2 separate regions of the Homo sapiens genome follow, and region 2 is linked to region 1. A link is a contact called in ENCODE Hi-C or POLR2A ChIA-PET data. All regions are on one chromosome and are shown on one strand. The core of a region is the stretch at or near the end of the contact, and the rest is flanking DNA. Distances in the headings are between cores, read along the strand shown. Region 1 overlaps DNAH17 (dynein axonemal heavy chain 17). Region 2 overlaps SCAT1 (S-phase cancer associated transcript 1).

What was found. Hi-C counts contacts between places; a loop is a spot of excess contacts on that map. ChIA-PET counts read pairs that join two places held with the same protein, here RNA polymerase II (POLR2A). Pooled maps may share reads with other maps.
Region 2: a map of mammary epithelial cell shows a loop between it and region 1 (2.4-fold over the local background). The contact joins two enhancer-like sites. A Hi-C loop is called at or near these places in 19 of 168 maps with a recorded cell type or tissue (CD14-positive monocyte, Calu3, HCT116 and 9 more), 1 of 37 single-sample maps with no recorded cell type and 14 of 50 pooled maps. POLR2A ChIA-PET finds 5 or more read pairs at or near these places in 3 of 52 experiments (A549, HepG2 and activated naive CD4-positive, alpha-beta T cell).

Annotation. Positions count from the first base shown.
Region 1 is chr17:78,503,837-78,507,351 of GRCh38, reverse strand. It overlaps DNAH17 (dynein axonemal heavy chain 17), which reads left to right. Exons shown (of 81, transcript NM_173628.4): 29 at 1-74; 30 at 506-632; 31 at 1,907-2,059. Among named protein-coding and RNA genes, the nearest start is that of DNAH17-AS1, 21 kb to the right of the region's middle. RefSeq lists enhancers at 1-251, 1-566. Within about 2 kb of position 1,896, at least 2 of the 41 ENCODE cell types and tissues checked have a DNase peak (open chromatin) inside an H3K27ac peak, as active enhancers do.
Region 2 is chr17:78,616,851-78,620,365 of GRCh38, reverse strand. SCAT1 (S-phase cancer associated transcript 1) reads left to right here. Exons shown (of 5, transcript NR_110849.1): 5 at 2,740-2,982. Among named protein-coding and RNA genes, the nearest start is that of SCAT1, 13 kb to the left of the region's middle. RefSeq lists enhancers at 1,084-1,583, 1,584-2,085. Within about 2 kb of position 1,950, at least 2 of the 41 ENCODE cell types and tissues checked have a DNase peak (open chromatin) inside an H3K27ac peak, as active enhancers do.

The sequences.
Region 1 (3,515 bases), core at 647-3,146:
GTGAAAACACCCAACGTGGTGGAAGCCACCAGCAAACCCGGCCTCTACAATAAACTGGAGGCCCTGAAGAAGAGGTGCGGCTCACACCTATCCAGACCAGGGGAGTCAGTGGTGCAGATTCCCTAAGTCTTAAGTCTGACGGAACTTAAGTCTTGTGCAGCCTGCTGGCCAGGACAGGGCAAAACCATGGGTCCTGGGTTAATCAATTGCCTTTCCCTGGGGAGCACACACTCCCCGGCCTCATCCCACCACGTGATGCCTTGGCCTTGAAGGAAGCAATGACCCGGAGAATAAATGATGCTCCCTCTTGCCTAGGAGTGCCCACAAGGTCAGGGGATGGCAAAGAAACGAGAGCCTCCGGTAGGAGATTCTGAATTAAACCAGGCCTGTGAACAGCAGTCCAGGCATCTCCAGGATGATCAGTTTCCTTCGCCGACAGGGTGGGTGGCAGACATCCCTACAGAGTAGGGTCACCGGCCTCCTCTACTTCCTTCCTTCCTCCCAGCTTGGCCATCTGTGAAAAGGCTTTGGCAGAGTATTTAGAGACGAAAAGACTGGCTTTCCCCCGGTTCTATTTTGTCTCCTCGGCTGACCTCCTGGACATTCTCTCCAATGGCAATGACCCCGTGGAGGTAGGCGGGGCCCCTTGCATTCCGGTGTTTAAGCCAACATCATGCCAGACCCCAGGTGGGCACCTCTACCTCAACCGCCCTAGGGTGGGGTAAGTGTCCTTGGACGTGCCCCATCATCTCCAGGAGGCCCTCTGCACCAGAAGCTGCCCTGGGGTCCCCAGCCATGGCAGAAACGTGGCAGGACTCGCCTCACATCCTGCTCTGCACTTGGCCTGGCTTTTGAGAAGTTAATTTGCCTCTCTGTGCCTCATTTTCCCCTTCTAGAAAATGGGTCGTATGCCAGAGGCTTAGTAAGACACTGTTTCTGAAAGACACACCTCTCAGTGGGTCTTGCTCTGGTCAGCTGGTTAAATCTCAGGGTCCCAAGAGCAAGGAACAGGTGCCTCCTTGGGGCTATTCTAAAAGAGAAAAGAGGTCAGGCACAGTGGCTCACACCTGTAATCCCAGCTACTCAGGAGGCTGTGGCATGATAATTGCTTGAACCCGAGAGGCAGAGGGTTGCCGTGAGCCAAGATCGCACCACTGCACTCCAGCCTGGGCGACAGAGTGAGACTCTGTCTCAAAAAAAAAAAAAAAAAATTAACTAGGTGAAGGGAAAGCGCTTGCATTTTATTTTGACCGTAAGGTTAGAGGTTACACAAGAAGAAGGGATATGCAAGAATAGACTGAGTGTGTGGCTTGGGATCTGGGACAGAACCTTCTCAAAAAGAAGAAATCTTATTTATTAATTTTTTTTATTTTGAGATGGAGTTTCGCTCTTGTTGCCCAGGCTGGAGTGCAATGGCGCGATCTCGGCTCACCACAACCTCTGCCTCCTGGGTTCAGGTGATTCTCCTGCCTCAGCCTCCCAAGTAGCTGGGATTACAGGCATGCACCACCACGTCTGGCTAAGTTTGTATTTTTAGTAGAGATGGGGTTTCTCCACATTGGTCAGGCTGGTCTCGAACTCCTGACCTCGGGTGATCCACCTGCCTCGGCCTCCCAAAGTGCTGGGATTACAGGTGTGAGCCACCATGCCCCACCAAAAAGAAATCTTCCAGAATGGATGTTTGGCTTAGAAGGGCTGCGGTTCCTGGCCTGGTTTCTGTGTCCTGACTCAGAGCAGTCTTCGCTGGTTCCTTTTGTTGACTTAGTCATGTTTAGTCAACGTTGATCAAAGATGGGGAGTATATTCCAAAAAGAACGATGCCTAAAACCACCCACGGAAAGCCCAAGCCACGCACATGCCTTTCAAATCCCCCGTTGCATAATTCCCGCTTCTTGCCTCCTCCCAGGTGAGCCGCCACCTGTCCAAACTCTTCGATAGCCTGTGTAAACTGAAGTTCCGGCTCGATGCCAGTGACAAACCTCTCAAGGTGGGCCTGGGAATGTACAGCAAGGAGGACGAGTACATGGTTTTTGATCAGGAATGCGACCTCTCGGGGCAGGTGAGTGTGTGCGCACACCACACAGGGAACCCAGGACAAGGGTGCAGCACGCGTGTGGGCCACACGCCCTCAGATGGCGATGTCCGGAGAACCAGCACCCTGTGCAGCTGCCAGCCCGCCCCTGCTCCTCTCCTCTCCCTCTCTAGAAAACACTTAAGGGATGGGCCTCTTTATAGAATTTCCAGCCCAGCCTTACCCATATAGCACCAGTGTATCCTTAGGGAGAAAGGGGAGGGGAAAGGACGGGAGAAAAGCCCTGTTCGGGAGGCTGAGGCAGGAGAATCGCTTGAACCCGGGAGGCAGAGGTTGCCGTGAGCCAAGATCGCGCCACTGCACTCCAGCCTGGGTGACAGAGTGAGACTCCGTCTCAAAAAAAAAAAAAAAAAAAAAAAAAAAAAGCCCTGTTAATATCATTGAATCCTTTCCATGGCTTTTGCCAAAGGGACTGCTTTAAAAGGGGTTGCACATCTCTGAACTGCCAATTCCCATCACCTGTCTGAAATAATCGGCTGCACAGCCCACCACTCAGAGTGGTCTCCACAGCCTCTTCCTTCCCCAGCAAGCGCGTCCCCCGGCTCAGGGCGGGCTCCTTCTGCCGTCAGAAAACTTCCGGGCTGCCCCCTCCCCTGTCTCATTACCCAACTATTGATCAAGCAATAGAAACCATTTTAACATCAGCCTGAGGAAAATACAATGCAGAGGTAAATCAGTTGTAGGAAGAAGAAAAAAAAATCTCGAGAAAACCTGAGGTTCAAAGAGTTGAACACAGCACACACGTGGCCTGCTCTACGTGGATGGGGTGGGTGGGGTGGGTGGGGTGGTGACAGCATCTGTCTAGATTCGCTTCCTGGGCTTACCCCTTACAAACAGAACTGCAGACCACAGCGAGGCCTGCCTGCACTGTGTTTCCAGTTAAAAGGAAAAATCTGGCCGGGCGCGGTAGCTCATGCCAATAATCCCAGCACTTTGGGAGGTCGAGGTGGGCGGATCATCTGAGGTCGGGAGTTCAAGACCAGCCTGGCTAACACGGCGAAACTGGTCTCTACTAAAAATACAAAAATTAACCAGGTGTGGTGGCAGACACCTGTAGTCCCAGCTACTCGGGAGGTTGAGGCATGAGAGTCACTTGAACCTAGGAGACAGAGGTTGCAGTGAGCCGAGATCACGCCACTACACTCCAGTCTGGGTAATAGAGTGAGACTTCATCTCCAAAAAAAAAAATCTACCCTCATGTCCACTTGAGGGTTTTTTTCTCCCAGTGGCAGTTACTTTTGTGAGTATGGTTTTTTTTTTGTTCATTTGTTTTTTGTTTGTTTGTTTGTTTTTGAGATGGAGTCTCACTCTTGTCGCCCAGGCTGGAGTGCAATGGCACGATCTTGGCTCACTGCAACCTCCACTTCTCGGGTTCAAGTGATTCTCCTGTCTAAGCCTCCAGAGTACCTAGGATTACAGGTGC
Region 2 (3,515 bases), core at 701-3,200, 110 kb before region 1:
ATGATGCTATGAGTATATGTGTACCAGTTTTTGAGTACCAGTTTTCAGTTCTTTTGGGTGTATACCTAGGAGCGGAATTGCTGGGTCATACGGTAATTCTATGTTTAACTTTTTAAGGAACAACCAAACTGTTTTTCATAGCAGCTGCACCATTTTTCATTCCCACCAGCAATGTATGAGCGTCCTAATTTCTCCACATCCTCACCAACTCTTGTTATTTTCAGTTTTCTTTTTTTAAATTGTAGTTACCCTAGAGGTTGTAAAGTGGTATCTCATTGTTGTTCTGATTTGCATTTTCTTAATGACTGGTGATGTTGAACATCTTTTCATGTGCTTATTGGCCATTTATAGATCTCCTTTGGAGAAATATCTATTAGGTCCTTCGATCATTTTAAAATTGGGTTGTTCGTCTTTGCTATTGACTTGTAAGAATTCCTTTATATTCCAGATGCTAGATCCTTATCAGAGAGATGATTTGCAAACGTTTTCTCCAACTCTGTGGGTAGCCTTTTCACTGTCTTGATAATGCCCTTTGATGCACAGGCGTATTTCTCAAGTGATTTTATTCCCACAAGGCTAAACGTTACCATATTTCTCATACTTCACTTTTCTGACAAAATCCTGCTGAAAACTTTAACAATATTATTGAAGTTTGGTTTGAGCCTTTTCCCCCAATAAAACACACAGTCCTCAAGGCTTTGATTTAATTTAATAATTAAATACTTGAATCCCTGCACACCCTTGCACTGCTGGGGGAGACAGGGAGATGTGAGGAGCTCTCCAGTGGCACTGCCACCTAAAGGCAACGTGGCTGCACGTGACCAAATACGTCACTGGCTGTCAGGCAACGAAGTGGTCCAGTGGATTCACTGGGGTGGGCATGATAGTTCCAACCAACCAGAGCTGGATGCACATGAGCCTGCACACACTCTTTAGCCCACCTGATTGTTTTCTACTATAAAACTCAAGGCATATGTAAAATAGTCACGGATACCTTAAGGAAGGCCCCTGTTAGGTTTATGGTGACTTCAGGGTGGGTTGACTTCTTTATGATCAACCTAGACTTCCACTCCCTCCCTGGGCAAAGAGCTGGCCCAGCACTCCAAGTAGGGAGCTCTTTATGGATATTGATCGCTGCTCTGGAGATGAGCTAGGACCAGACTGGAAGCATGAGTTGCGGGGCTGCTGGGGTTAAACGGGAAGAGAGCATGCTGGTGGGGGCTGCCAGGAGAGCTTGATGAGGGAGCAGTTCTCTGAATGGGAGACTTGTTACTTGCACACAGAGCCTTCAATGACTGTGACATTTTGCTCTATGTCACAGGCTCCTGGGGCCTACAGAAAGGAGCTGGAGGTGCCTAGTGCAGGCTGGGAGGCCTCCTTTATTGAGGTGACATCCCTGGATGCTGGCTTGGCGGAGGTTGGGGAGAACGCTGCCTCCCTGGAATAGAAGATGCCTTGGAAGCCCTGGGTGCAGGCTGGCCGACCCTGCCTGAGCTGCCTGTCTTCATTCCATGGCTCTGCTTGTTAGAGGAGGAAGTTAGGCAGACATGAGTGGCGCCCACCAGCCCAGGAATGTCAGGTGACCATCAGGTGATGGTCAGGCAGTTGTTAAACTGTCTCTCTGAAATGATCATTGGTTGCAGCTCACACCAGGGGAAGATGGTCTCCCAATAAATAAAAAAACACCTGAAACTGGTGATCAGCAGCTTCCCGATAAGCTCTCGAGTTGGGCGAGTGGGCTCAAGCGTGCGCACTAAGAGGCAAAATGGCGGATGTATGAACTTCCTCTGGGGGCATTCAACCAGTAAAGGAAAACCGCCCCTAGAGAGCATGCGCACAACCTCAGTCAACTCACTACACATGCAATTACCCTCCTGAGTGCTGACCAACACTGCTGCATGGGGCTGTTGAGCAACAGCCCGCCCCAAGGGAAGAACCGAGGGAGGAGAAGAGAAAACTCCAGAGCCGTGCCAACGGATAAACCCCACGCCCAGGGCTGAGCGGTCACTTGGATCTCTCACGTGGCGCACTCAGCCCTCTTCCAAGTATACTTTAACTTCCTTTCACTCCTGCTCTAAAACTTTTTCATAAACCCTCACTCCTGTTCTAAAACGTGCCTCAATCTCTCCCTCTACCTTAAACCTACTTCTGCTCCAGATTCTTTCCACTGAGGAGGCAAGGATGGAGTTGCTGCTGACCCGTGCAGATTTGCTGCTGGTAACATACTCATGGGCAAAGTCTGAAAAACCTCTTCCTGCCCTGGGCAAGGCAGATGGGGCAGCCCAGCAGGCTGGCTTTGCCCACCGTCTCCGATATCATCCAACACAGTCAGCCAGGTTGTGTGGCCCTCTCATCTACATTCTCATTTGCCAACAAGATGGTGTGGGCTATGCTGTCTTTGCACAGCGATCTGATCCCAGGGACATTTGTGTGGGTGTGTGCCCGGGAGCTGCATGTCTGCAGGTTCAGATTGGGGTCAGCTTTGCTGGTGAGTGTGGCTTCCTGCCATGGCACCAAAGAAGAGGGCTGGCGGATTAGTCCTGTTGTCTCTCATAGCTTTGTAGGGACACAGCGGGCCATGTGGACTGACAGCTGGAGACTTCATAAAGATGGCCTAGAAAATTAGGACACTGTCCTGTTGACAAAGCCCCTAGGCCTGCCCCCATCAGGCCTCATGGGTCCTTTTCAGGCCTAAGCCAGGGTTCTGAAATCATCTGTAATGTGAATTTATATTTCTAGGCCACATTCGCTGCATCCTTTCCAGCAAGATGTCATTCTGAGATTTTTGTCATTCCTGGGCGTTATGAGGACTGCCAAGGGACACAATTCCATGGGAGGAAAGTTTTCTTCTAAGCTGCAAGCCAGCTCTGGCTTCTGGAGTTTCTCCTTAGGATTGCAAGACAGTAGTTCCCTGTCCTTTAGGTCTTCTCCAGAAATACCTTAAAATAGCAAATAAAATAAGATATAAGCAAACAAAACCTGAAGTTAACAGCTGACTCGATTTCTGTGCACCGGAAGCTGTGTTTTATTCACCTTTCACAGCCCATCTTCAGGCTGACGTGTTAGGGTGTGCACACCGAGACATTTCTCACCCGTTTTTGTAATGTCTTCAAGTTGGGATCAATGCCCTTGAACTTCTAGGCCTGTGCCTGCACAAGCTGCCCCTCCCCGTGTCTTCGGAGAAGTCCTACTGCGGGGACACAGAGTGGGGGAGGCAAAGCACCGTCAGCTACCATGACACGAAGCTTGTTGCTGGACCCAGAGGACATGAAGGAGGGGAAGGGGCTCCCAGTACAGTCCAACCCATGCGCCGCTCAGACCCGCTCTGCCCTCCCGTTACTTCTGGCCCATCACAGAGCCCCCTAGCTGGCAAGAATCGGCAGCATTTGAGGCCTCTTGGTGTCAGTGTCAACTCAGACCGTGGATCCAACAGCCCTGAAATGTCTGCATCCTCCCTTTTCCCAGCGTATACTCTGACACATGTCCGTAGGTTCCTTTAGGGAGAGGTTAAGGGA